5 separate regions of the Mus musculus genome follow, and regions 2, 3, 4 and 5 are each linked to region 1. Evidence: chromatin loops called from intact Hi-C (ENCODE). Cell type or tissue: left cerebral cortex. All regions are shown on one strand.

Region 1 (5,000 bases):
GAGGACTGGTGACTTAGGGATATAAGAACACAGAATATGAAGCTTTCAGTGGAGACGTGCAAGGTCAGGCCTTTCTCTCAAGTGTGAAGTAAGGCCTGTGTCAGGGCAGGAGCCTGCTCCACGTGAGCAGTCTGCGCCCTTCAGCAGCACATGGAGGCATTTCTAGATTCCACCGTAGAGGGGAGGGAGGTGTGAGAGAATGCTGACAAATTATCAGAAGAAAATTATCTGAGTGCTAGGTTCACTCCATTTCCTGGGCCCTGCTTTCCTAAGACTGTGGGTTGGTGTAAATGTAATTCATTTTTATTGCTTTTTAAAAAATAACTCTCCTAGAGCTTGTTTATAATATCTACCTTTTATTTATTCTTTGACAATTTAATATACATATACAGTGCTCTCCAAAAATTTATGCAATTTTTTCCTTGATTTTTTTTGTTTGTTTGTTTTTTGTTTTTGTTTTTCGAGACAGGGTTTCTCTGTGTAGCCCTGGCTGTCCTGGAACTCACTTTGTAGACTAGGCTGGCCTTGATCTCAGAAATCCGCCTGCCTCTGCCTCCCAAGTGCTGGGATTAAAGACGTGCGCCACCACTGCCTGGCCTTGATCATTTTAGTAAAACTTTTTTGTTCTAATTAGGCTTAGGAATCCTCTAACACTGTATTTATTTGCCTTCCGACTTCCTCATTAGGAAATAAGATATAGTGAAGAGATTCCTATTAAGGAAATAATCTCGGTTGAGGAAACTCGGGCCTTGAAGTCACAGGTCACGTGCACGTGTCAAAGATGACAGAGTGACAACCTGTGTCAACTTCCGAGGGAAGCTGGCCGGGAAGCATCCCTCTTTCTAATGTACATGGTGCCAAGTAAGGGCTGCACGCATGAGGGCTGTGAATTAGAGGGCCCCAGCTATCACATTTTAAAGTGGAAACATTTGTTGCAAACCAATAGTTATTGAAAGTGATTAGCTAGATTTTATAAAGAAAAAAAAACATGAATGATAACTGGTCCCTTTCTGGGTGGTTTCACTCCAGCTGAAGAGATAAGATGTTTATGCAGGTTGTTGTTATAGGCAAAAGCTAGTGACTACAAGGAGGGCATAGAAGGTGGTTCTGGTAGGAGACGGATGGGAGAGGACGGGAGTGGAACTGTGTTGAATGAAGGCTGTGTCTTCCAGAGAACAGTCATCCCAGGTGCAGTTCTCCTCAGCCTACAAACTGCCGCATGGATCTGTCCCACTTCCTGTAACACAATAAATATCTTGTGGCTTAAAATAATACTTTATTGCCCAAAAATGGAAATGTTTCCATTCCCAAATGTAATGATTCTTTTTAAGTTCAAGTAGTCCATAAAGTTAAAGTTAGACCTGGGATAACGCTGCGGGCCATGACATGAGCAGATGGTTTCCTGCCTCCCCACCCCCAGTTAAGTGTGGCCTGCCCTTCCCTGCTCCTCCTCCTCGTGTGTCTGTGAACAGTTTATATCAGCTACCAGAATGCCTCCTGCCAATGGCTATGCTAGACATGATGAGTACAGTATCTATTTGGGAAGCAAATTCTTTTGAAGGGTAGAAGGCAGAAAAGTACACAGGTCATAAGTTTACAGTATAATGAACTTTTTAGAAGCAAACCCACTCATAATGAAGATCCAGGGCCAGGCACAGTGGCACATGAAGGCAAAGGCAGGCAGATCTCTGTGAGTTCCAGGACAGCCTAGTCTGCGTACCAAGTTTCAAGACATGTAGGGCTACACAGAGAGACCCTGTCTCAATCAACTAATGATCAAAATCCTACCAGGGATTGTGAAGGAACATGCTCGCTGCCTAAACTGCCTTCCTCACCTCCTTCAGACTGTTCTTTTCTATCTTTATTTGTAACCTTTATCAATATGCTGAGATTTTTCTAAATTTGCCCTTTTGTTCTGATCACCTTTCTGAAAATAACGTTTACATTATTTGTAAAATACATTATAGGACCCTTGAGTGAGGTTGAGACAAGTGTAGTGACTCTCCATGATTGAAATGAAGCCAAGATCCGGGCATGGCCTGCGTGGTAGGTCACCTTTTCAGGAGATGCCCTCATTCCTCCAGAACAGGCATTGAGGCCGATTAAAGGAGAAGTATATGCCTTTTTCTGAAATGGCGGCTATGCAGAAAGATGGATACATGGCTAGAATCTGCCCTCTGCTGGACACTCATGGTACAACTGGGAGAAGGTACTCTCCTAAGGCTTCCTGGATGGCCAGCCTTTCACCCTACCTCCCTCCAGCTGTTCTTGCAACTTCTCTTTTCTCTTACGCTGTTTCACAACAATGATAGAAAATTCAGCTTAGCAAGGTGTGAGGCAAAGTATGTGGCAAGGCCTTTGTAAATGTCCTGGCAGTTTACTGTGAATGTGGAGTATGCTGGGACTGCTCACCATTCCAATCTCACCCACAAGCAATGAATGAGATTGGGTCCTGAGCTAGCGTCAGGAGAGGAGGAGTAACCAGCTGTTGTGTCTCTCCAGGACTCGACAAGGAGAACGTTGAACTCTCCCCCACCGCTGGCCACTGTAACAGTGGACGGACTCGCCATGGATCCGCAAGCCAAGTGCAGAAGCAAAGAAGTGCTGGCAGTTTCAAACGTAATAGCATTAAGAAGATCGTGTGAAGCGTTCTTTGTTTCACTCTTCAAACCAACCTAACATGGCTTCTCACTAGTGACCCCTCACCTTGCACTGCTGCACTTCGTGTCTTATGATCCCATCTGGTCGCCGTGTCGCCAGACGGTCATCTCTTGGAGCATTGCCTAAGTTTAATGCTGCTTTTCTTTGATGTTTTTCCTTCTACTTTGGCATGTGTCTGGTTGAGCACTTGTTCTGAGGACAGCAGAGACAGCAGGCGGTCAGGAGGCCTGACTGAGAGCGTGGACCGTGGGTGTGGATGAACCCTGCAGTGCTGCCGCTGCCGCAAGCCACGGGCCGTACGCGGAGGACGGCCTTCTGTGTTCCCGTCTTGCAGAGTGAAGGGGTCGTCTTAGTTACACACTTATAAGTTTGGGGGAGAAATCATATTTTAACCCCAGTGTATTTAATCTTCTAGCTGTGGACTTTTTTTTTTTTTTTTTTTTACCTTATGTAGTTGAAGGAACCACAGAGGCCAAGCCTCAATAAAGCCACAGGCCAGGGACTGAGGGAGGGGCAAACTAATATTTTGTAACGAATTCTTAAGAAATACTAACATTTGAGTCTTAGCAATAAGTACAGGAAAATAAGCGTGACACACACATCTTAACATTGCTGAATTAAAGCTATTGGTTCTGAGGCCTTATACATACTTGGTCATCCAACCTGGGTAATTTTTTTCCAGTTGATTATCTTTTAATTTTTACATATGAAGGTGTTCTGTTCTTTTTTTTTTTTTTTAAGCCAAGACTATACTAAGTATAGAAACTACACTTGTGTTTGCACTTGCTTTCTCCTCTTTCCTAAGTGATTCTAAGCAGGGTAATTTGCAGACAGAGTGGTGAGACTCGTTTCCACAAGGTAATTTTCATAGCTCTTTCCATTGGCTCCGTAGCAAAATGGAATGGTACGTGACATAGGGTAGGTGATATTTTTATTTTGTTAAATAATTTTCCAAGAAACAGAATATGCTGTATATTATCATAAATTTCTTTGATAAGATGTATTTTTAAAATCTTTTAATCTTACTCCTCTCCTCCAAATAAAATCAGGAATCTCTAGCAAAACATTTGGATTCTATCTGATAGGATTGCATTTAGTCACTGTGAAGTCTGGCCGGCCTGTGTGGTATGGACACAGGACCTCTAGGATCGCTGCTGTGCAGAGTGGCTGGACCAGTGGGACTCAGGCCCTTCCAAGGGATGCACACCCAGCTGCTTCATGGTACCCGCAGGATGCAAGACAGTTTGACTTTAGTGAGCACAGTAGTACATGGATGCTCTCAGTTAAGATTGAACTATATTTATTTTTAAAAGGTATTATCCCTCTACTTCCAGGTTCCCTTCATGTATTAAGACATAATGGCTTTGGGAGGGACCAAAAGAAACCCAGTAGGGTGTGGACAGGTCCTGTAGTGCTGGCTCACTAGTGGATTTCAGTAAGTTAAACTCCACAGCTAAGTCAATAAATAATGGTACATTTAAGTATTCTGACTTTAATAATATAACACGTTTCACACTTATCCATACAGTAACAATGTAATATGTTAATGTAAATAAAATTGCTTTTGATATTCAGAAATAACAATTTAATTTTTTTAATTTGTTTACAGCCCTGGGAAAAGTAAGAACCATTTGCCAAAATAAAAGGAAACCCCTTAGTGTTAGTAGTGATTTTAACATAGAATCACTGGAGACTACTGGAGACAGATGCAGCAAACTGAGCTCTTGTAAAGGCTGCCTTAGAATAACTGTCAGAGCAGATAACCAAGGCTGGGAGGCTGAGATGCCAGCTGAGTTTAGCCGCAGGAGGCCCGTGGCTTAGCTGCCAGGCCCGGCTCCCCACCGCAGTACTGCTGGGGTGCACCCCGCTCTGGCTCCTGCAACCGTGGGCAGCACAGACTGAGGCTGCTGTAACTCTAGTTGCTTGGCTTTTTTAAAGTCATTGAGTTCCATTACTGGCCCATTACTGTTTTGCTTCCCCCATCAAAACAGGACAACTTATAAATGTGCACTCTTCCTGTAGCGGGTTTCCCCATAGTTCTTAAACTGCCCCACTTGAGCTCCTATGGAAAGATCAAACGGAGCCACTTCTGACCAGTACATCCCAGGAAACTGGGGCAGCATTCCAGTTTTATCTAATAGACAGAACTTCCAGCTTTTGAGGAAAGTCTATCTTTGCAAGCAACTGAACCTACAGAGCTTAAAGTATCACTAGCTGCCCCTCCCCCAAAGGAGACTCTAATTACAGGAGCAGCTGAAGGTCTGAGTAATGTCCCATTTTACACAATTTGGTGTGAGTTCTGTGATTCATTTTCAATTTGTGTTTCCCTGACTTAAAAG
Region 2 (5,000 bases), 130 kb before region 1:
CGGGTGGCAGGAAACGTGGCATGTCTCGGAGGCTGGCATCCCTGAGGCACTGTACAGTGCTTGCAATGTCAAACTTACTCAATGCTAATGTGGACAGTGGACTCATGCACTCCATAGGTGAGATCAAATGAAAGCTACATAAAAAACTGGCCTAGCATGGTGCACAACTTGAATCCCATTAACCAGGAGGAAGGAACAAGAAGATCTCTATGAGTTCAAGGTCAGCCTGGTCTACACAGTGAGTTCCAGGACAGCCAAGGCTACCAGTGACCCTGTCTGTAAACAGACAAACAAGCAAGCAAGCAAACAGAACCAAAGCAGAAATATAAAACCTAGAGAGCTGGGTGGGAAGGGTGGCTCAGTGGTTTACAGCACCGGCTGGTCTTCCATGGGACCTAGGTTTAATTTCCAGGCCTCTGTGGTAACCAGGCATACATGTGATTGATACCCAGACATTAGGCATGCAAAACACTCATAGACATAAAACATAAAAATCTAGAGTTGACATAACATGCAAAATGAAAATTGCTTCAGCCAGGCTGTGGTGGTAAATTTGCATCTGTCTATCCTCATCAGGCTTAGGTTATCACAAGGATCTTCAGACAAGAGCTACGTTTATGGAAGTTCTGACAAAAATCCTTCAACAAGGAACAGAATTCGATACACTTGCGGAAACGGTGTTGGCAGATCGATTTGAGAGACTTGTGGAACTGGTCACAATGATGGGAGACCAGGGAGAACTCCCTATAGCTATGGCTCTTGCCAATGTGGTCCCTTGTTCTCAGTGGGTAAGTTTATTGAGAAAGTAGGGTAATAGAATGCTTGACATACAGCTAGTGCTTCAAAATAAGTATCCTCAGAAGTGTTTATTAAGTGAATTGACAAAATTTAAGAACTGGAAAAAATTACATAATGGAGAGCTGAGACTGTAGCTCATTGGTAGAATGCTTTCCCTAGCACCACAGAAAATCCATCATGATTGTGCTTGCCTGTAATCTCAGCAGCTTGGAGGGTGAAAGCAGGAGGTTCAGAAGTTCAAGGTCCTCTTTGTTAATAGTGAGTTTCAAGCCAGTTAGAGCACTGTAAGACTGTCTAAAAAAATAATTAACCAACTTGAGTCATTAAACCTTTTTTCTTAATGTGTTTTGCTTCTAACTATTGAGAAGTGGTTGGTACTCCTACCCCTGACTAGTTCTTTCTTTCCAACCCAGTGACAAACGTTCATGGAATCACCAATGGGAAGAAATGTAAAACAGCGTTGTCTCTTATCTTTACGTATATATAAAGTAATAGTTAACCTAACTATTAGTTGTTAATAGTACTAAATCTATAATCTGCGATTTGTGCTCAATAACTATCTCTGCCTTACACACCTTAATTTTTACTTGAAGTATTACATTACATTTGAAATTTGCATTTGAAGGCATGCTGGATGTGGTGGACACACTCATAATTCTAGCACGTAGCAAGTGGAGGCAAGAGATAGAAGACTCATAAGTCATCGACGGCTACAGAGCAAGTTCAAGGCCAGCTTGGGCTGTATAAGTCTGTGTCTCCAAACAAAATGGACTGATAAAATACCATAGAAATACATGACTATTTGTCCGTCTACATTTATTTTGTATTCTGGGGATTGCTGTCAGGGCCTTACTTGTTAGGCAAGTGCTTTATCACTGAGTTGCACCCTCTGCCCATCAAACTACAACATTCTTGGTAATACATTTGAAAACTTTGAGGAAGCTTTTGTTCATTTTCATTTAAAAAAGCCATGTTGATCCCTATATTTTTGCTCATGCCTTTAGTCCCAGCATGGGGAGGCAGAGGCAGGCAGGTCTACCTGATAAGTTCTAGGCCAGCTATAGCTTACCTAGTGAATCCCTGTCTTCCCCCCCCCCCCCACACACACACACTTTCTTAAAGTCGTATGGTTTATTTTATCAAAAGAGGAAGGAAGGAAGAAAGCAAGGAAGGAAAAGAAAAAAGACTTTAGTAAGAGTAAACTTCTAATTACTAAAATAATTTTTTTTTTTTGCCTAAAAACTGTAATGAGAGGGTGAGGAACTGGAAACTGGTTCAGGAGTCTTTCAGAAGACTGGGGTTGGATTCCCAGCTCACATGGTCACTTCACAACCACTTGTAACTCCTGTTTTAGGGGACTGGGTGCTCTCTCTGCCTCCCTAGGCAAAGCAACCATTTACATAAAATTAACAACAGAAATGAAGGAACCCACCTGTAGCAGAGGCTGGAAGGGCGGTTTGGTGCTTAAGAGTGTCTGCTGCTCTGTAAAAGAAGTGGAGCCGAGGTCCCAGCACTCCCAACAGCACCAAAGGAGAGGTGCTACTCATGTGCACGTGCGTTGAAAATACACAGTTAAAAACAGAGAGCCTGTGAGATCATGGTTTTTGTATCTAAAAATAAAGCTCATATTTTTTGCCCTATAACCCTGCACTTTACCTGGGCCCTGCCTTAACTGTCTTCAGCTGATGCTGAGGCTCTTCTGTGTACTCATCTCAAATGTGATAACTGTTTCTGCCCTAGAGTACCCTTGCTCCTGCTTTCTAAAATACTTCTGTGGTTGCTTTGATTTGATTCAATTCGGTATTAGTAAAATTATTTAACATGAGCTCTATCGTCTTAGCAATTTTGTTGGTTTGCTTACTTGCTTTATGACAAGAGATGGTCTCACCTTGTGGGCTCTGGCTGACCTGAAGCTCACTGTGTAGACAGGATGGCTTCCGACTAGAGATCCTTCTGCCTCTGTTTTCCAAATGCTGGGGGCACAGGCAGCATCTCCACAGCTGACTCACTTACAATTGTACTTTTATGCCCATTTATTAGAGTACTCCTAAATTATTTTCTTCAAACCTAAAATTTTTCACACATCTTCAAATGTATTATCAGTAAATATTATGAACTTTTTAGCATTTAACTGTAATTAAAAGTCATTTAGTAGTTTTCTTAATGAAGAGTGAAGGTCTGATGATGCAACCTAGTGGTAGAGTTCTGGTCTAGCACGCATGAGACCCTATTCTTGATCCCTCCTAACACAAGAAAACAACTGTTGATGTAAGTCTGTGAAGCTCTGACTAATATTTCTAAGCTTTATAGCACATGACTTAAAATACCTCTTTTTCTTCTTCTTCTTTTTCTTTTTCTTTTTCTTCTTCTTTTTTTTTCTTTTTTCTTTTCTTTTTTTTTTTTTTTGAGACAGGGTTTCTTTGTGTAATAGTGCTGGCTGTCTTGGACTTGATGTGTAGACCAGGCTGGCCTTGAACTCAAAGAGATCTCTGCCTGCCTCTGACTCCTGAGTACTAGGGTTAAAAGCATGCGCTACCATTCCTGGCTTGACTTAAAAATACCTCTTACGTATTTACTTTTTTGGAGATAGGATCTCTGGTGTAGCCTAGCTGGCCTGGAATTCATTGTGCAGAACTAGGATATAGCCTCAAATGCACAAAGTTTCTCTGCCTCCTGTTACAGGGGTTAAAGGCATCCAACATCATACCTCGCCTCAATTACTTAAAATTTTTTTTGAGATTTTATTTCATATAAATAGGTATTTTGCCTACATGTATGTTTGTGCACCATGTGTATAAAATGCCCAAAGGGGCCAGAAGTGGCTGTTAGATGCCCTGAAACTGGAATTAAAACAGTTCTAACTGCATGTGGGTACTGGGAATTGAACTTGGGTCCTCTCAAAGAGCAGCCAATGCTGCTAGTCCCCCAAATTATGTTTTTTCTTTGGCAATTTTGAACATATAAACAATCTCTCTTGATCACATGCACCAGTGTTTCTCAACCTTCTTAATGCTGTGACTCTATAATATAGTTCCTCGTGTTGTGGTGACCACCAACCATAAAATCACTTTCATTGCTACTCCATAACTGTAATTTTGCTATTGTTATGAGTAGTAATGTAAATATCTAATATGCATGATATCTGATATGTAACCCCTATGAAAGGGTCATCCAATTCTCAAAGGGGTCTCAACCCATGAGTTGAGAACTGCTGATATACCCGTGGCTCCCCACTTTCCCTCCCCTTCCCTTCCCTTCCCTTCCCTTCCCTTCCCTTCCCTTCCCTTCCCTTCCCTTCCCTTCCCTCCCCTCCCCTCCCCTCCCCTCCCCTCCCCTCCCCTCCCCTTCCCCCTTCCCCCTTCCCCCTTCCCCCTTCCCTCCTCTCCCCCTTCCCCCTTCCCCCTTCCCCCTTCCCTCCTCTCCCCCTTCCCCCTTCCCCCTTCCCTCCTCTCCCCCTTCCCCCTTCCCCCTTCCCCCTTCCCCCCCTCCCTCTCTCTTTCTTTCTTTCTTTTTTCTTTAAAAAAAGACAAGATCTCATTATGGCCTGTAACTTTTTTTTTTTTTAACTTTATCTGCATTTATTTGATGCTGAATTTATTCCCGGGCCTTGAGTTTTGTTTCTTCAGTTTCTTCCAGGATTTCTTTTTCTTCTGTGCTGCCTCTTCTTTGGGCTTTGGAACAATCTGTTGCTTCTCAGTGAGGATCATCTCAGTGTGGCAGGGGGAGCTCATGTATGGGTGAATTCGGCCAAGAGCTCTGTAGGTTTTTTCGGCACCCCTTAGGTTCCTTGTTCACCTGGCTGTGTTCAATGACTAGAGCATCCACGTCTAAACCCAGCATTCTTTTTTGGCCACCATCCAGCCTGTTTGGCCCACTGTTTGGCCTGGGCTGCACCTACCAACACCACCATTATTCCGCCAGAATGGCACACATTGCTTCTTTAAAGTGGCATCCTTCAGATACTTGGTGGCTTTGTGGATATGCATACCCTTGATGGCCTGGGCAGTTTCCCGAGTGTTCTTAAAGTGAACATGAAGGTTTGGACCTCTTGATTTGCGTGATTTTGTGGGGTTTTTTTGGGTCAAGAGAGTAGCAAACCATCTTCACAGGTCTCTTCTGGCCGCTTACAGGAAGAGTAGCTTGGAACTTTTTAAAAGAAAAACAAAACAAAACAAACAAAAAACTCAAGACCAACCTTATTA
Region 3 (5,000 bases), 110 kb before region 1:
GAACTGCCAGTAGAAATATCAATGGAAAATTTATATTTTAATGACTATATTAATTTATAGGTTTCATATAGCAAATAATCTGACTACTCATAATCTTGTTTGATTGTTTAGGTACTTCAGAGCATTGCCAATCATGTACTGTTCACAAAAGAAGAGCATATGAGACCTTTTAATGATTTTGTGAAAAGCAACTTTGACTTGGCACGAAGGTAAGCAGCCAGAGTCTTCAGTGGCCACCATGTCTCCATTTTACTGCAGTCCGTGTATCTGGTCTACATTAAATTTCTGTATGTGATTCCCCACCCCCCCAATCCTTTCTAGACTAAGACCACATTTTTGTTCTGTTTAACTTTAAGACACTGAGAAAACTCTCTGGAACCTGTAAAGCACTGTTGGCGTTTTCTCACTTAGGCAATGCTGCAGAATGGGCTCAAGAAGATTCCTCGTATTAAAAACCATAACCATGCGATACAGGTTATGTCAGGGTGCTTTTATGTTAATAATACTTTTGTTTCTGCAGTTTAGAAGTGTCTCTGAATTTAAAACAATACTTCATATACCAAAATGTACAAAAATATAAGATTTTGAGTGCGAAGAAACAGATAATTGTAGAGGCTTTACGACTGAATTTTCATAACTGATTCTTCACTTTAATTCTCTGAATTGTTGGTTTATTTGTAACCTTGGGGTAGTACTGTCTTTGCCAGGGTTACTTTTTTAAAAAACAAGTGAGATGATTCCTGGGAAAGTGCTTTGTGAAGGTGCTGATGTTCAGAAGTCATTTGCCAGCACGAGAAACTGAAGGGACTGGAATCTGCACACAGCCACCACGACCAAGTGCTCAGCACAGATGAGATTTATTTCTCACAGAGGGACAGAGAGCAGGAAATGAGAGACAAAGACAGGAGATAGAGGATAAGGGAGAGGGAGAAGGGATGTTTGTCCCGGGGAACAGGGGTTGGGCCCTGGAATGATGACAAAGGCCTGCCTCTGGATAGAGAGGAGACAGACATAGCCCATAGGCAAATGGCAGTTTATAAAGGTAAAAAGGGGACACCCAGTGTTAGGATGAGGTGTTTGATTTTAGTGGCCAAAGCAGGGCTTTTGACTGCTGGACTTCCAATACATAGATAATAGTCAGCCTCAAGAGGAGGAAGTGGCCAAATAAGGGACTAGACCTTAGTGGCTACTTTTAGGAATGTAATCTAACAGTGTTTAGCAAAGTAGAGGGGATGGGGAGAAGGGCAAAGTCTGCCAGAGCCACGTTTGCAGGCTTGAGCTGGCAGAATCCCTTCAGAAGCCTAGCTGATGTCACTCATGTCACGCATCCTTCTGCAGCTGCCCTTCCAGTTTGTTGTCATACAGTGCTTCCTGGCCTTTGGTGTCTTCAGGTAGAAAATAACTATTATGACTACTCACAGATGGTTAAGACTACCAAAGTTCCACTCCTGGCTCTGACAGGCAGCTGGTGTAACTTTAAGAGAAGTCTTTACCTAGGCCTCCATGTCTTTTATCTGTTAAGATACTAGCTTGTTCTCCAGATTTTATCCATATAAATTTATTGTTCTCCAACTTCAGAAGACTGCTCTGCAGTTGAAGTGGAAACTAATATCAGAAATGGGAAGACAACTTTCTCCTTGTGCTTCTCATTTACACTGAGGGCATAAGGCCCCCTCCTTTGCAATCACAGCTACTATATTACTAGACTCTATATAAATGTAATGCATAAGTATACCTGGGGTTAAAAATTCTAATGGCTTTGTATTTTTGCAGGTTTTTCCTAGATATAGCATCAGATTGTCCCACAAGTGATGCAGTAAACCATAGTCTTTCCTTCATCAGCGATGGCAATGTGCTTGCTTTACATCGGCTGCTTTGGAACAATCAGGAGAAAATTGGCCAGTATCTTTCCAGTAACAGGTATATTTTCCAAGTCTTGGGGAAATTAAACACTTAGTTTAAGTTGAATTAATAAAATTATTGATCCTAAATATTGATCTTCTATTTGCACATTTTTGCAGTATTATGATTTGGAAAGAGAAGCGCAGATTCACATGCATATGGCAAAACTTAACTCATGTTATATGATTCGTAGCACCAGCTGTGGAACTACAAGTTCCACAATCACAGATGCTATTTATTAAGTGTATGAAAACCAAGCAGCATATAGAAAGTACCCAGTCAGTCAGGCACAGTGCCATGCTTTTAATCCCACTGTGTGCAATGCAGAGGCTGGTAGATCTCTGTGACTCTGAGGCCAGACTGGTCTACGTGAGCTCTGGGCCTGCCAGGGCTACGTGGTAAGACCGTGTCTAGAGGTAAGGCAAACTAGAGAGAATGAGACGAGATGCAGTAACTCAAAGTATTTGGAAATTATTTCACTAGCTTTTTAGTAAAAGCTTCTAGTGACATAAATTAACCTGCTGTCCTTTGTCAGAGTTATTTCCTTTTAAGTTTATATAGAATTGTAAAGGGCTCCAATTTCTGTGTCTGAGGAGATCACTGTGGCTAAACATCTAGGAGATGGAAGTTTAAAAGTAAACTTGTTAATCCTTTATGGAGTGTTTATGGGTTGATGTAGGCATGGACATGGCTGACATGTGCCCCTGAAGCAGGAGAAGGAAAGGACTTTATCCTGGCAGTACCCAAGTAGCCTGGAGCTTTGCTTAGCTTTGTTTTTTGTTTTTGTTTTTGTTGTTTTAAGACAAGGTTTCTCTGTGTAGCCTTGGCTGCCCTGTAGACCAGGCTGGCCTCAAACTCACAAAGATCCACCTGCCACTGTCTCCCAAGTGCTGGGATTAAAGGTGTGCACCACCACCGCCTGGCTAATAACCTGGAACTTTTAAAAATGAACATTCTCTTCTTTTTTCATGATTTGAATACATATGCACAGTTTGTTGAAATTTTTAAATGTGCTACTTTAAAAATGATACATATTTCAAACATGAAAATATAGACAATGATTTGATAGTTTCATGTCTGCTCACTAGCTTGAATATCCTGTAATTTTGATATAACCACTAAGGAATAGGGGGTTGGGGAGAACACACACTGAGTATTCAGACATATAAGCCTATGGGGCTATTCTTATTCAAACTACCACATTGCTCTTCCAGTTTGTTTTCCAGCACCCATGGCAAGTAGCTCACAACTCCTCTTAATTCCAGCTCCAGAGGATCTGATACAAACTTCTGGCCTCATACACAAATACACGTGAATAAAAAATAAATCTTTAAAAACATGATATGATACCAGCATTTGGGAGGCTGAGGCAGGAGGATCATGAGTTTGAGGTTAACCTGAGCTAACTATAATAAGACAATGTCTCAAAAAAAAAAGTCCATAAAAGATCATCAGTTACTATGGTTACATAGGCTCATGTCCCAAACACGGTTTTCACAAGATAGAGTCTGTAGATGAGAATGTTAGAACTATCAATTCTAAAAAACAAAAACAAAAACAAAAACAAAAATCGAACTTAAAACAGTAGGTTTTACAGGTGGGAAATAATTGTGTTTCTAAGATCTGAAATCTTTCGATGCTGCAAACTTACAAATCAGGCAGGAACAGTAGTTAGAAGAAAAGCAAGCGGTGGCAGTCTAAAGGAAGGTCAGACTCCCCAATTAATGTGAAGTGCCATTTAATAAGCATTTCCTGTTGTTACCAGGGATCATAAAGCTGTTGGAAGACGACCTTTTGATAAGATGGCCACACTTCTCGCGTATCTGGGTCCTCCGGAGCACAAGCCTGTGGCAGATACACACTGGTCCAGCCTTAACCTTACCAGTTCAAAGTTTGAGGAATTTATGACCAGGTAAAACACAACTTTGAAAGGATGAATATGTTTTGGGAGGTGTGAAACAAAGTTTATTACCAAACCACTTACTGAATGTGCTCATGCTGTATTAATATAGCATGTTTTGTTTTGCTTTGATATATTGATTTTCTTATAAAAAGAACGATGTCTTACAAAAAAGCCAGCTTTTTTTAAAACATTTGTTTAGTGTGTGTGTGCTTGCGTGCGCGCTTGTGTACCATTGCCAGTGTGAAGTCAGAGAACAATCTATGGGAGTCAGTTCTCTCCTCACACCGTGTCCCACGGGACCAAGCACAGGCTGTCAGTTCAGTGGTGAGTACTTTCAGCTGCTGAGCCATCTTGCAAGGTCTCTTTGGCGTAGTCTTCATTTAATACTTTAAAGAACATATAGAGAGATACCATTATTTTCATGTTATAGTTTTAGAAAATACACTAAGCAGACATAACTTATTGACCTGAATTCACACCTGCTTTATGGTTCTTTTGGATTTAAATCCTAAGTTCTTATTACCGTACTAACCCTTCAAAAAGTCCATGGTTCTAATTTTTTTTTTTTTTTTAGTTTAAGACTCAGAAAATATAGTACACTTAAATACTGCTACAACAAACATTGTTTTATATCTCATTTAGAGGACTCTAATCTATCAACTAAAAGATTCTCACTAGTAGACACACACTTGATTATATTTCACAAACAGTACATTGTGAACGGCTGTGAGTTGGTTGTTTTATTCATAGGATGTGCCAATGACAGAAGGAAAACATTCTCACCTGATGTTCAGAAGTTAATTTATAAAAGTTAAGTTAGACAGTAAGAGCCTACTTTGGGGAGAGAGGGAAAGAAAGGGAAGATAGTGTGAGAAGATCCAAGTCTGTAAGAAGAAAGCTTTGTTCTCTTTAGTAAGGCTAAGCCTTGTCTCTCTACTGCATTCTCCTCTTCTTGCTCTCTCCTCCTGCTCTGATGTCACAGTAATGCTCTTACTCTCAATGCCTTTTCTCCCAATGCTATGCCTTTACTTGTGAGTTTTTCTTGAGTTCAGTTCTGTCTAAAAAGTTCTCCTTTGTCCTGACTAAAAAATTATCCTCAATTCTGTTCTAAAAAGTTCTGTTCAGATAAGCTAAAAAATTCTGTCTAAAAAGTTCTCCTCAGCTCAGTTCTGTCTCTTCTCTGTGCCTCAGCACT
Region 4 (5,000 bases), 320 kb before region 1:
TCTTTAAGGCCAACCTAGATTAAATAGGTAGACCCCATGAAAGTGGGAAGAGAAAAGAGAACAGAAGGGGAATTAAGATTATCATCACCTTTCAAGAACTATAAATCGTTAGGCATAGGTTGTCTTGCTAATCTACAAGAAGCTCTGGTTTCTATCTTCATCATTAGTACAAACCAGGTAAAGAATTGGAATTTTAAGGTCACCTCAGCTACATGGTCAGCCTGGGAAGAGCTGGAGGGCTAGCAAAATGACTCAGTGGGTACACATACCTGCTGCCAAGCTTGACCACTTGATTTCAATTCCTAGTAGCCACATGGCACAAGGGGAGAACACACTTTTACTATTCTTCACACATAATACACGCAATTTTTGTTTTCCGAGACAGGGTTTCCCTGTGTAGCCCTGGCTGTCCTGGAACTCATTCTGTAGACCAGGCCAGGCTCCAACTCAGAACTCCTACATTATTTTAAAATTTTCCTTCTTGTATGAAAATATCCTAACACCCATCACTAAGATAAAACTATTTTGCTTAAACAATGTTTTCTTTTTTAGATACTCAAATCTGCTGAATGGTAGTGGCACACGCCTTTAATCCTAATCCCATCACTCAGTTGGCAGAGGCAGACAAGAATCTCTTGAGTTTGAGGCCAGCCTGCTCTACAGAGTTCCCGGGTTACACAGAGAAATTCTGCCTTAAGGAGAACAAAGAAAAAATAAAACAAAAAACAAAAGAATTCAAAATCTTCCTTCTACCCCACCCACCTATTGAGCGGAATCTGATCTGAGAACAATCTTGACCTCATGACCTCATATGACACCTATATAGGAGTCTTCTCTAGGATACAATAGTTCTAGTTCTTTCCATCAGTCTTCAGATTATAAAGTTTTGAGTCAATTTTCTATCTTTTCCTACCTTAATTTTTACATTTTCCTGGAATACATTCCCATTAGTAGTAACCCTTAAAAAGGTGATACCCAGAACTGGAGACTACTTCCTGGTGTGGTTTAACCAAAGTGATAGAGAACCCCCACTTCTTCAAAAGGGAGCAACATAGAATAAGCTCACATTCCTGTTACTGGCAGTCACATGAGTCTGATATAAGACTCATGAGTAGGTGAGCCTCAATGCCAGCAGAATGCATTTTCAATGCGAAACCTCAGAAGGAGCACATTGCTGCAGGCTTCCTGCATTTCTCCAAGCCTACATATACTCTTACACGGTCCTTTCACTGGGGTTCTTCTCATACTCAGCCCCCCAAACTGGGATTCCTGCTTAACTTTCATCTATTGGTCAAAATGAATTTTAGGAAGGACTTCATTCACAAATAAGGAAAACAAGTTTTAAAATTCTACTTTTTAAAAGAAGGCAATGGAAACATTCGCTTTAAAAGAGAATGCTCCCAAGTTGATCTAAGAAGAATACTTTATTTCCCAGAGATTTATATCTGTACTTTAAGGTTACTTTTAAAAACTAGTCTTGGGTACACTCATTTGGCTACTTTTCTTTATAAAGTGTTAATGAGATAGAGATGTGGCTGGTTCAAACACCAAACCCCAAGAAACAATTCACTAACTCATCTTCAAATGTAAGACATTCTAATTGTTACATAGTCAGCATTTTTCTAAGTGCCTTCACGTTTCCTTGTTAGCTAACAGACACAAACGATTTTTATACTTTAATTAGCTGCTTTAAATACTCAAGTACTGACTAGTAAAATATTATCAACCTCAAGGTTTTTCTCTAAAGTGCTTTGGGGAAAAAAAAAAGTAATGGGGCAGTGGGTGGGAACCAGCCCTAAAACCCAACCTATCTGCATAGCACTTACATCATGAGTCATCACTGAACAAGGCTAACCAGATTCAAGTTCTTCCTCACATTCCATCCTCCGATTTCACGACCAGAAAGGAAGTGTGACAGTGCCTTGTTAAAGAGGGTAGTAGCTCAGTTATAGCCTGACCTGGAACTCTTCACACACTCATGGAGTCCTGCCCCTACCTTTAGCATGGACATGAAAATCCAATTGACAAAACTGTAAAGTCAGTGTCTACTGACGATAATTTTGTTCAACGAATGTCATCCAATGGGCTCAAAGGTGACTCCTTTGAGAGAATTTAAATAATGCTAAGTGCTTTAAAGGGGCCAACGGGCAGGTCTGGCCCACGCCCTTCCACTCCCCATTGTCCAGGCTTCAGCCAGACGCGTGACAGGTCTAGCCACGGCTACATCCTCTGTACAATAGCCCTCCTTCAGCCATTCCACCTATTCTCACGGCTCCTTCCACCCCCACCCCCCCGTGTAGGTGGGCAACATATTCCCTCCTTAGAACCCTTCACTTTCATAACGCCATCCTTTAAAAAACACTAAAACTTTTTTTTCTACGCCGCTGACACCTCTCCAGGTCCCTTTCTCAATAGAGTACCGGACATACAGATGCTGCTGTTCCTGCTGCGCCTCAAAAAACACAAAAGTTCACAACTTCTTCCCACCAAAGAGAGCCTAGGATAGACCACTTAGCCTATGCTAGTAACTCTCCAGGTCCATTCGATATCCAAGACACAGCCGGGAGAATCCCAGGACGTCCGATCCGCACCCCAGCTGTGATGGTGTCACTAGGGTTTGCCCGGCGCTGAGCAAACTCGGGAGGCCCGCTCTGGGTCCATTCACTCCCGGCCGACGCCCATCGCGGGACCGCTTCCTCCCGCCACGCAGCGTCAGTCCTTGCTCCTCTCCATTTCTCCGGAGCCCGGGCATCCGGTCCCCCGCGCTCGTGGGCCTTGGCATCGGACTTCCCCGTTCTCCCATCCCCCACCCCCGTTTTCCCCCCGGGCCCCGGAGCCAGCCCCTTCACGCTCTGCCGGTAGACCCCGCGCTCCCCCTCCATCCCGAGCCTCACCGATCTCTTTCTCGTTAACCCTCGGGGGAAAGCTGGCCATCTATGGGGCACCGTCTGATTCCGGGAACTCGATTCGGACGCGACAACAGAGAAGGGACTCAGCGGGGGCTGAGGGGCGTGACGCGGGCTCAGGCTCTCCCGGGTGTGGAGACTGCAGAGAGAGCGCGGGCGGCCGCTGCGGCTTCTGCGGACTGCCCGGAGGAAATCACCGGAATGCCTGGAACAAAGCCACCGGGTCACACTCAGACAAAAGAGCCGGCGCGCCTTCCACTCACAGACTCACACAGCCCGCCAATGCTTCCGCCGCCAAACCAGACACTGAGACAAGATGGCGGGCGGCACTGATAATATCTGGGAGGCGGGGTGTAGTGGGTGACGTCAGACCATCAGGCCCCGCCCCTCGACGCAGGGGACGTGATGGTCTGGATTCACGGACGGGCGTGAGCCCTCAAAGCGCGACCTGCGGGCATTTTCGAAGTCGAAGGCTCATTGCCAAGGGCAAGCCCGGGATTATATAATGCACGTGACCGAACCGGAAAGGGCAAAGTAGACGTTTCACGTGCTTAATCCCTTTTAGCTACGTCTCTGGCTCCTTAGTACCTGGGAAGTGAAGGTTGCGCTGAAGAAAGATATGATGGAAACTAGCATAGTGGTGTCCAATTGGTCAGGACAGAACAAACTGGTTTTAGGAAAGACTCAGTTGATGAAGGAGACCCAGGGTGATGGGCACCTCTGAGGCCTCCCCAAGACTGCCTCTGTTCTAATTGGTCCCTAAAGTCAGGTCTCCTGAAGAGCTGGCCAATATGACCTCTACCTCAGAATCTGCCCTTCTTCCACAGAAGTTGAGGTCTCTAGGAAGCAGCTAGCTATTCCACATCATTGTTTGGGTGTGCCCCACATCTCAATCTAAGTACCATCTATAAATGATGTCATTGCATTTTAGTGGCCCTTGCGGGACTCTTTCTTCCAAAGGATAACAGATAACGGCTTAGATTTTCTCAGATACTCCTGGAAGACAGAATTGCCCAGCATAACTTTAGATCTCAAACACCATAGGTAGTGCATGTACTGTGTGCATGTCCCTTTGCCCAAGGTAGAAATTCTTAAGATCATGATGATTAATAGAAATAAATCATCCCCTTCTTTAAAAAAAATTACTTGGTTACTGCTTGACAATATGTTTGTCCAGAACTTCATGCACGGCAATGGTGCTGCCTGACGAACAGTAGAAGGAAAAAGAAAATTCAATCTTGTCAAATACAGACCATTATTGTCCCCTAATGTTTTTAGCTTATTTATTTATTATGTGTGTATGAGATATGTGCATGTTTTTGAGTCTTTTTTTTTTTTTGAGAGTTCATGTGTCTTAAATGCTTCTGTGTGAATGCAGGCATTCAGAGGTCAGATGACATCCTAGGATATGAGTCCTCACCTCCCACCTTTCCTGAGACAGGGTCTCTCATGATTTCAGTGCTTGTATACCATGCTAGCTGGCCCTGTAACTTCCCGACTCCCTGACAGCCCTGTTAGAGTGAAGGGATTGTAGAGTAGTAGTCTGTAATCTCCTGCCTTCTGCTTTAACCTGGGTTCTGGGCTTTCGAACGGTCAGGTTTGCATTTTCACCTCTGAGCCATCTTCCCAGCTATTTTTTTTTTGAGTTTTCATACAAAAATATGCAGATTTCACAAACTTGCAGGGCTGGAGGAGGGGGGTATAGCTCAGTTAGTAAAATATTTGTCTAGTATACAGGAACCATGGAGTCCAGCTCCAGTTCCTCAGAAACCTAAAGCAAATGGTACATGCTCGAAAGCCCAGCTCTTGGCAAGCAAAGGCACAAGAATCAAGAACTTAAGATCACTTCTGCTATATAGCAAGTATGAGGCCAACCTGGCTCCAAGACTCTTATCTTCAAACAATCTGGAAGGCTTCAGGAATTCGTGAGTCAGCCTTGCTCGGGAGTTATGCTGATTTGTTTGGTTGTTGGTTTGGTTTGGTTTTTTGAGACAGGGTTTCTTTGTGTAGCCCCAGCTGTCTTGGAATAGCTCTGTAGACCAGGTTGGCCTTGAACTCCAAGAGATTTGCCTGCCTCTGCCTCCCAAGCACTGG
Region 5 (5,000 bases), 170 kb before region 1:
TAAGTCAAGGGACATCAGGTATCCACAGTTCCCTTTCAGTAGAGTATGGCTAGTGCTTAGCCAACCAGTCACGCTTTTGATACCTTTTTAACTGTAAGAACGTCTGTATTGAACTTAGAACCTTAACTCAGTGGGCCCATATCAATAAATTCAGCTTGATTCAGTTTTATGGTTTTTTTTTCACCATTATTTCATGCCCTTAAAAATCCATTCTCATATATATTGCCCAGACTACGGCTTGAATGAATTCACAAACTCAGTAAACTTTAGTATTGTACCACACCTTTGTTGTGAATTTCACTTTCTGTTTCGCTCCTAGAAGCCTTCTTAGCCTTGATACTGATTATAGTTCAGAGGCAATTATTGTCGACAGACACTGAGCGGCATCAGTATTGCCTTGCTTGATGTTTCTCTTTCAGTGAAAGTCACTGAAATTTGTAGACAACAAAGGATTAATTTCCTCAGGCCAAGGTACAAAAGGAAATATTGCAAGGTGTGACAGTGGGGCCGCACCCTACACTAAGAGTGGGCAGACTACTGCCACAGGTGAGACAGACGCATCAGAATTTGAAGGGTCAAAGTCCTCAGCACCTGTCCCCTACACTTCTCCATCTCAAGTTACAGGATCCCACCCCTTACCAGCCAGTGCCTTTAGGCTCCTATTTACCTTAGCAACAGGAGAAGTGCACTTGACTAGGGGGAGTGCAGGCAGGCAGGCAAAAGTGAAAAGTTTCTCCTTCCATGTTCCTTCACAGGTGTGATTCCAGATATAGTCAAGTTGACAAACAAGATTAGCCATCATATTACCTAAGTTTCTGACAAAGCTATCAAAAACATGCATTGGAGAAAAGGTGCCCTCTTTAACAAGTGGTGCTGGGAAAACTGGATCTTTCTCTCTTTCTTTCTTTCTTTCTTTCTTTCTTTCTTTCTTTCTTTCTTTCTTTCTGATTTATTTTATTTATATGAGTACACTGTAACTGTCTTCAGACACACCAGAAGAGGGCATCAAATCCCATTACAGATGGTTGTGAGCCACCATGTGGTTGCTGGGATTTGAACTCAGGACCTCTGGAAGAGCAGTTGGTGCTCTTTAACCTCTGAGCCACCTCTCCAGCTTGAAAACTGGATTTCTATACATATTGTGCAACAATAAATTCAGTGTCTTAGTTAGGGCTTTATTGCTGTGAACAGAAACCATGACCAATGCAAGTCTTATAAAGGACAACATTTAATTGTGGGTGGCTTACAGGTTCAGGGGTCAGTCTATTATCATCAGGGGAGAAGCATGGCAGTAACCAGGCAGGCATGATACAGGCAGAGCTGAGAGTTCTGCATCTTCATCTGAAGGCTGCTAGCAGAGTATTCATTTCCAGGCAGCTAGGATGAGGGTTGTAAAGCCCACGCTCACAGTGACACACCTACTCCAACAAGACCACTTCCTGGGCCAAGCATATTCAAACCATGACATTCAGTATATCAAAACTCTAATGAAAGAAGAAGACAGGTAAAAATATTTGAAGACATAGGCATAGACAAGAATTTTCTGAAAAGGACTATAGCACAGGAAACAATACCAAGACGTGGCAGAGAGAGTTACATGAGATTAGAAATCGCTACCAAGCAAAGGACACAGTCACTAGAGTAAAGAGACCATTTACAGGCTTGGGAAAAGAAATTTCCAGGCTTACATCTGGCTGGGGACTGGTATCTATGATATATAAATAACTGCTAAAATTAAACTCTAAAATCATTTTAGAGTCTGTAGATAGGCTCATGAGCTGAATAGAGTCCCTAATAGGAGAAATACAATGACCAGTAGATACTTGGAAAAAGTTTTCAACATTCATAGACATCAGGGAAATGGAAATTAAAACCTCTTTCAGATTCTGTCTCACTTCAGTTGGGACGTTGTCAAGAAAACAAAAGACAACAGAGGGGAAAATGTGGGTGGGGCTAGTGGGATCCTGAGTAGCTACTTTTTATTTTTCTGTTTTTTTCTGTTTTTTTTTTTTTTCTTTTTTTTGTTTTTCGAGACAGGGTTTCTCTCTGTAGCCCTGGCTGTCCTGGAACTCACTCTGTAGACCAGGCTGGCCTCAAACTCAGAAATCTGCCTGCCTCTGCCTCCCAAGTGTTGGGATAAAAGGTGTGCGCCACCACTGCCTGGCAGTGAAACTCCACTATGACAGTTTGAAGGGTTCCTCAGAAAAACTGATAACAGACCATGTGACCCAGATATACTACTATATTGTATAGCCACAGAAATTCTTGTACATCCATTTTTACTGCCACACAATTCACGGTGGCTTAGGAAATAAACCAGCCTGAATGTCCATCATGAGAAGAATGGAAGCCGGACAGTGGTGGCACACCCTGTCTCAAAAAACCAAAAAAAGAAAAAAGAAAAAAGAGAATAATGGATACAGAATATTTGGTACAGTGAGTGGTGGTGGCTGCAACAGTAGGCATTTGTGTGGTGGAGTGGAGGAAAACTGGAAAGGCTAGTGGAATGGCCAAGGCTAAGTTAATTTCTTGCTCATAGAGAGCTGGCTATGTAGTTTCCTGTGGGCCAAATCAACGAACACTTGAAGATGCACATCATGGGCCATGGGTATGTGGGTGCCACTGCTGCTTTGTACAGGGCACCTTACTGCCAAGACATTGGAGTTGGCACGTAATGCTTTCAAAGGTCTCACAAGGAAGCCTATCAGTTGGTATCACTTGCAGCTCACAGTCTGTGGTGAGGAAGATGGATTCACCAATTAAGGCTACCACTGTTGGGCATAGTGTGATTCTTTACAGCCACAGATGTCAGATTGCAAAATAAAGTTCAGCAGAAAGCTGCCCAGGAGGGTTATTTTAACCAACCTACTTCCCAGTGTTCTGTAACTGGAGCAGAAGATAACGGTGAGCAGATGTGGAAGTTTGTTTGTTTGTTTATTTATTGCTTATGAATATACTTTAGCTGTCTTCAGACACACCAGAAGAGGGCAGCAGATCCCATTACAGATGGTTGTGAGCCACCATGTAGTTGCTGGAAATTGAATTCAGGAAGTCTGGAAGAACAGTCAGTGCTCTTAACCACTAAGCTATCTCTCCAGTCTGGAATTTTAAAAAATAGTTAAATGGAAAAGTATAGACAATTACTATAGCCATGATAAAACAAAACAAAACAAAACAAAACAAAACAAAACATTTGTATGTTCTTGGAGCAGAGTTTGGTAAAGTGCCTTTTTATGTGGTAGCAGTTCTGTGTTGATTGGCCAGACTTCTACTTCGTGTTTTTTATTAAAAAATATTTTTATAAAATAAAAAACTAAAATGCTATATTATGATAATGGAATTTTATACAGCTGAAAAGAAAAATGCCATCATGACAATTTCCAGAAAATGGATTCAACCGGAATTTATTATGTTAAGTTAAATAAGCTTGGTTCAGACAAACAAGTCATGCTTTGTTTTCTGTAGGGAACTTGAATTTAAAGGTGTGTTTATGTGCATATGCGCACTCGTGTACACACACACACACACACACACACACACTACAGATAGATCATGAAACGGAAAAGATCTTAAGTAAAGGGGAAACAGAGGGTATGGAATATGTGCAATATGGAAGCAGAAGGTTGGACTGCCTGGTTAGGAAGAAAGGGAGCCAGCTAGGAGGAGGCAGGTAAAACCGGGTAGGTTAGGGATAACAATGGAGAGCAACATAGAATGACACATGTTTATGAAATGTCACGATACCCAATTCTTTGCATGGTAACTTAAAAATTAAAAGAATTCAAAGATAAAGTGTAATCTAAGTATTCAGATTATCAAAATTAAAGCTGTCCTACTAGACAGTGATGGCAAGCATGTGGCAGATCGTCAGTATACAGCTCAGTGGACAACTTTTCTGAAAAGCAGCTCTGTAGATTTCAAAATCCTCAGAAAGTATTTGTTCCTTGCTGACACAGTTGCTTACGTTGAAGAAAAAGATGGTGGATAAAACTTTACTTAAGTATAAGTATTTATCAGTACTACTCAAAATACTGAAATGCTAGAGATTTGTTAAATGTATGACTGAAAAACATTTAAATAACCAGTGTCTGTTTTTTTTTTAAGGTTTTGTTATGTGTGCATATGCATGTAGTGCCCTCAGACAGCAGAAGAGGGTGTTGGATCCTCTGAAGCTGAGGTTATAGATGGTTGTGAACAGGTGCTGGGAACTGAACTCAGGTCCTGTGAACAGCAGCCAGTGCTCTTGACCACTGAACCACCTCTCCAGCCCATATAGGTTTTTGTTTTTGTTGTTGTTTGTGGGACAAGGCCTCTCTATGTAGCTCTGGCTGTCCTGTAACTTTCTCTGCAGACCAGGTCTTTCCTTGAACTCACAGGGATCCTGCTTCTACATCTACAAGGTGTTGCCATCATGACTGACTTCTGTGTCATTATTTAATAGACTTAAAAATAAGATGTATATTGTTATCGTATGTGTGAGGGTGCTTTGGCTGCGTGTGTCTGTGTGGCGTGTGAGTGCCTGGTGTCCGAAGAGGACAGAAGAGGGCGCCTGATGCTGAGCTCCCTTCTGGGTGATGGGTATCAAACCTAGGCCCTGTGGTAGAGTGTCTAGTGTTCTTAACCACCAAGCCATTTCTCAGTCCCCATGTTTATAGTTTTTGTTTGTTTTGTTAATCAATTTAAAAATAGAGCAAAGGGAAAACTTGATGTTCAAGACATGTTTGCTTTTCATTTACTTCTGTCTCTATCAATGTAGCTCATGGGTTTGGGGGTTTATATTTATTTTTATTATTAAATTGCTTATTAATAATACTGGAAGCAAAACAGTTTATAAAATTATTTTATAGTAGTTCTGAATTTTATTTGTTAAATAATTGAGAGTTAATAAAGCATTTTTTTCCCTCCAGAAACAGCATTTAAATTTAAAGCCCTGAAGAAGGTTGCACAGTTGGCAGTTATAAATAGCCTAGAAAAGGTAAGCTTCAACCTCTTGGGTATGC

What was found. A loop is a pair of places that touch in the nucleus more often than their neighbours do. Peaks named below come from ENCODE experiments on the same cell type or tissue, not always from the same donor. Only the 100,000 strongest peaks of a DNase experiment are listed, where the experiment ranks them.
Region 2: a loop joins it to region 1, with 2.8 times the contacts of the local background. A loop is called at or near these places in 2 of 42 quality-filtered maps.
Region 3: it touches region 1 in a loop (2.6-fold over the local background); 13 of 42 quality-filtered maps call a loop at or near these places.
Region 4: a loop joins it to region 1, with 2.7 times the contacts of the local background. A loop is called at or near these places in 2 of 42 quality-filtered maps.
Region 5: it touches region 1 in a loop (4-fold over the local background); 2 of 42 quality-filtered maps call a loop at or near these places.

What each region holds. Positions count from the first base shown.
Region 1 is chr11:79,575,752-79,580,751 of GRCm38, forward strand. Nf1 (neurofibromin 1) reads left to right here. Exons shown (of 58, transcript NM_010897.2): 58 at 2,503-5,000. The coding sequence ends at 2,645. Among named protein-coding and RNA genes, the nearest start is that of Rab11fip4, 13 kb to the right of the region's middle. In left cerebral cortex, a CTCF peak has its summit at 2,198 (motif pointing left); DNase peaks (open chromatin) are centred at 1,403 and 2,173; H3K27ac peaks cover 1,262 bases.
Region 2 is chr11:79,447,549-79,452,548 of GRCm38, forward strand. It overlaps Nf1 (neurofibromin 1), which reads left to right. Exons shown (of 58, transcript NM_010897.2): 26 at 1-117; 27 at 577-788. Among named protein-coding and RNA genes, the nearest start is that of AU040972, 34 kb to the right of the region's middle. In left cerebral cortex, a CTCF peak has its summit at 3,002; no DNase peak of the experiment used is centred here.
Region 3 is chr11:79,469,662-79,474,661 of GRCm38, forward strand. Nf1 (neurofibromin 1) reads left to right here. Exons shown (of 58, transcript NM_010897.2): 33 at 112-209; 34 at 1,774-1,920; 35 at 3,668-3,814. Among named protein-coding and RNA genes, the nearest start is that of AU040972, 12 kb to the right of the region's middle. In left cerebral cortex, no CTCF peak of the experiment used is centred here; no DNase peak of the experiment used is centred here.
Region 4 is chr11:79,251,459-79,256,458 of GRCm38, forward strand. It overlaps Wsb1 (WD repeat and SOCS box-containing 1), which reads right to left and starts at 3,237. Exons shown (of 9, transcript NM_019653.3): 1 at 2,895-3,237. The coding sequence starts at 2,934. In left cerebral cortex, no CTCF peak of the experiment used is centred here; DNase peaks (open chromatin) are centred at 1,898, 2,604 and 3,254; H3K4me3 peaks cover 2,087 bases; H3K27ac peaks cover 1,053 bases.
Region 5 is chr11:79,403,507-79,408,506 of GRCm38, forward strand. It overlaps Nf1 (neurofibromin 1), which reads left to right. Exons shown (of 58, transcript NM_010897.2): 6 at 4,908-4,975. Among named protein-coding and RNA genes, the nearest start is that of Nf1, 66 kb to the left of the region's middle. In left cerebral cortex, CTCF peaks have their summits at 2,972 (motif pointing right) and 4,501 (motif pointing right); no DNase peak of the experiment used is centred here.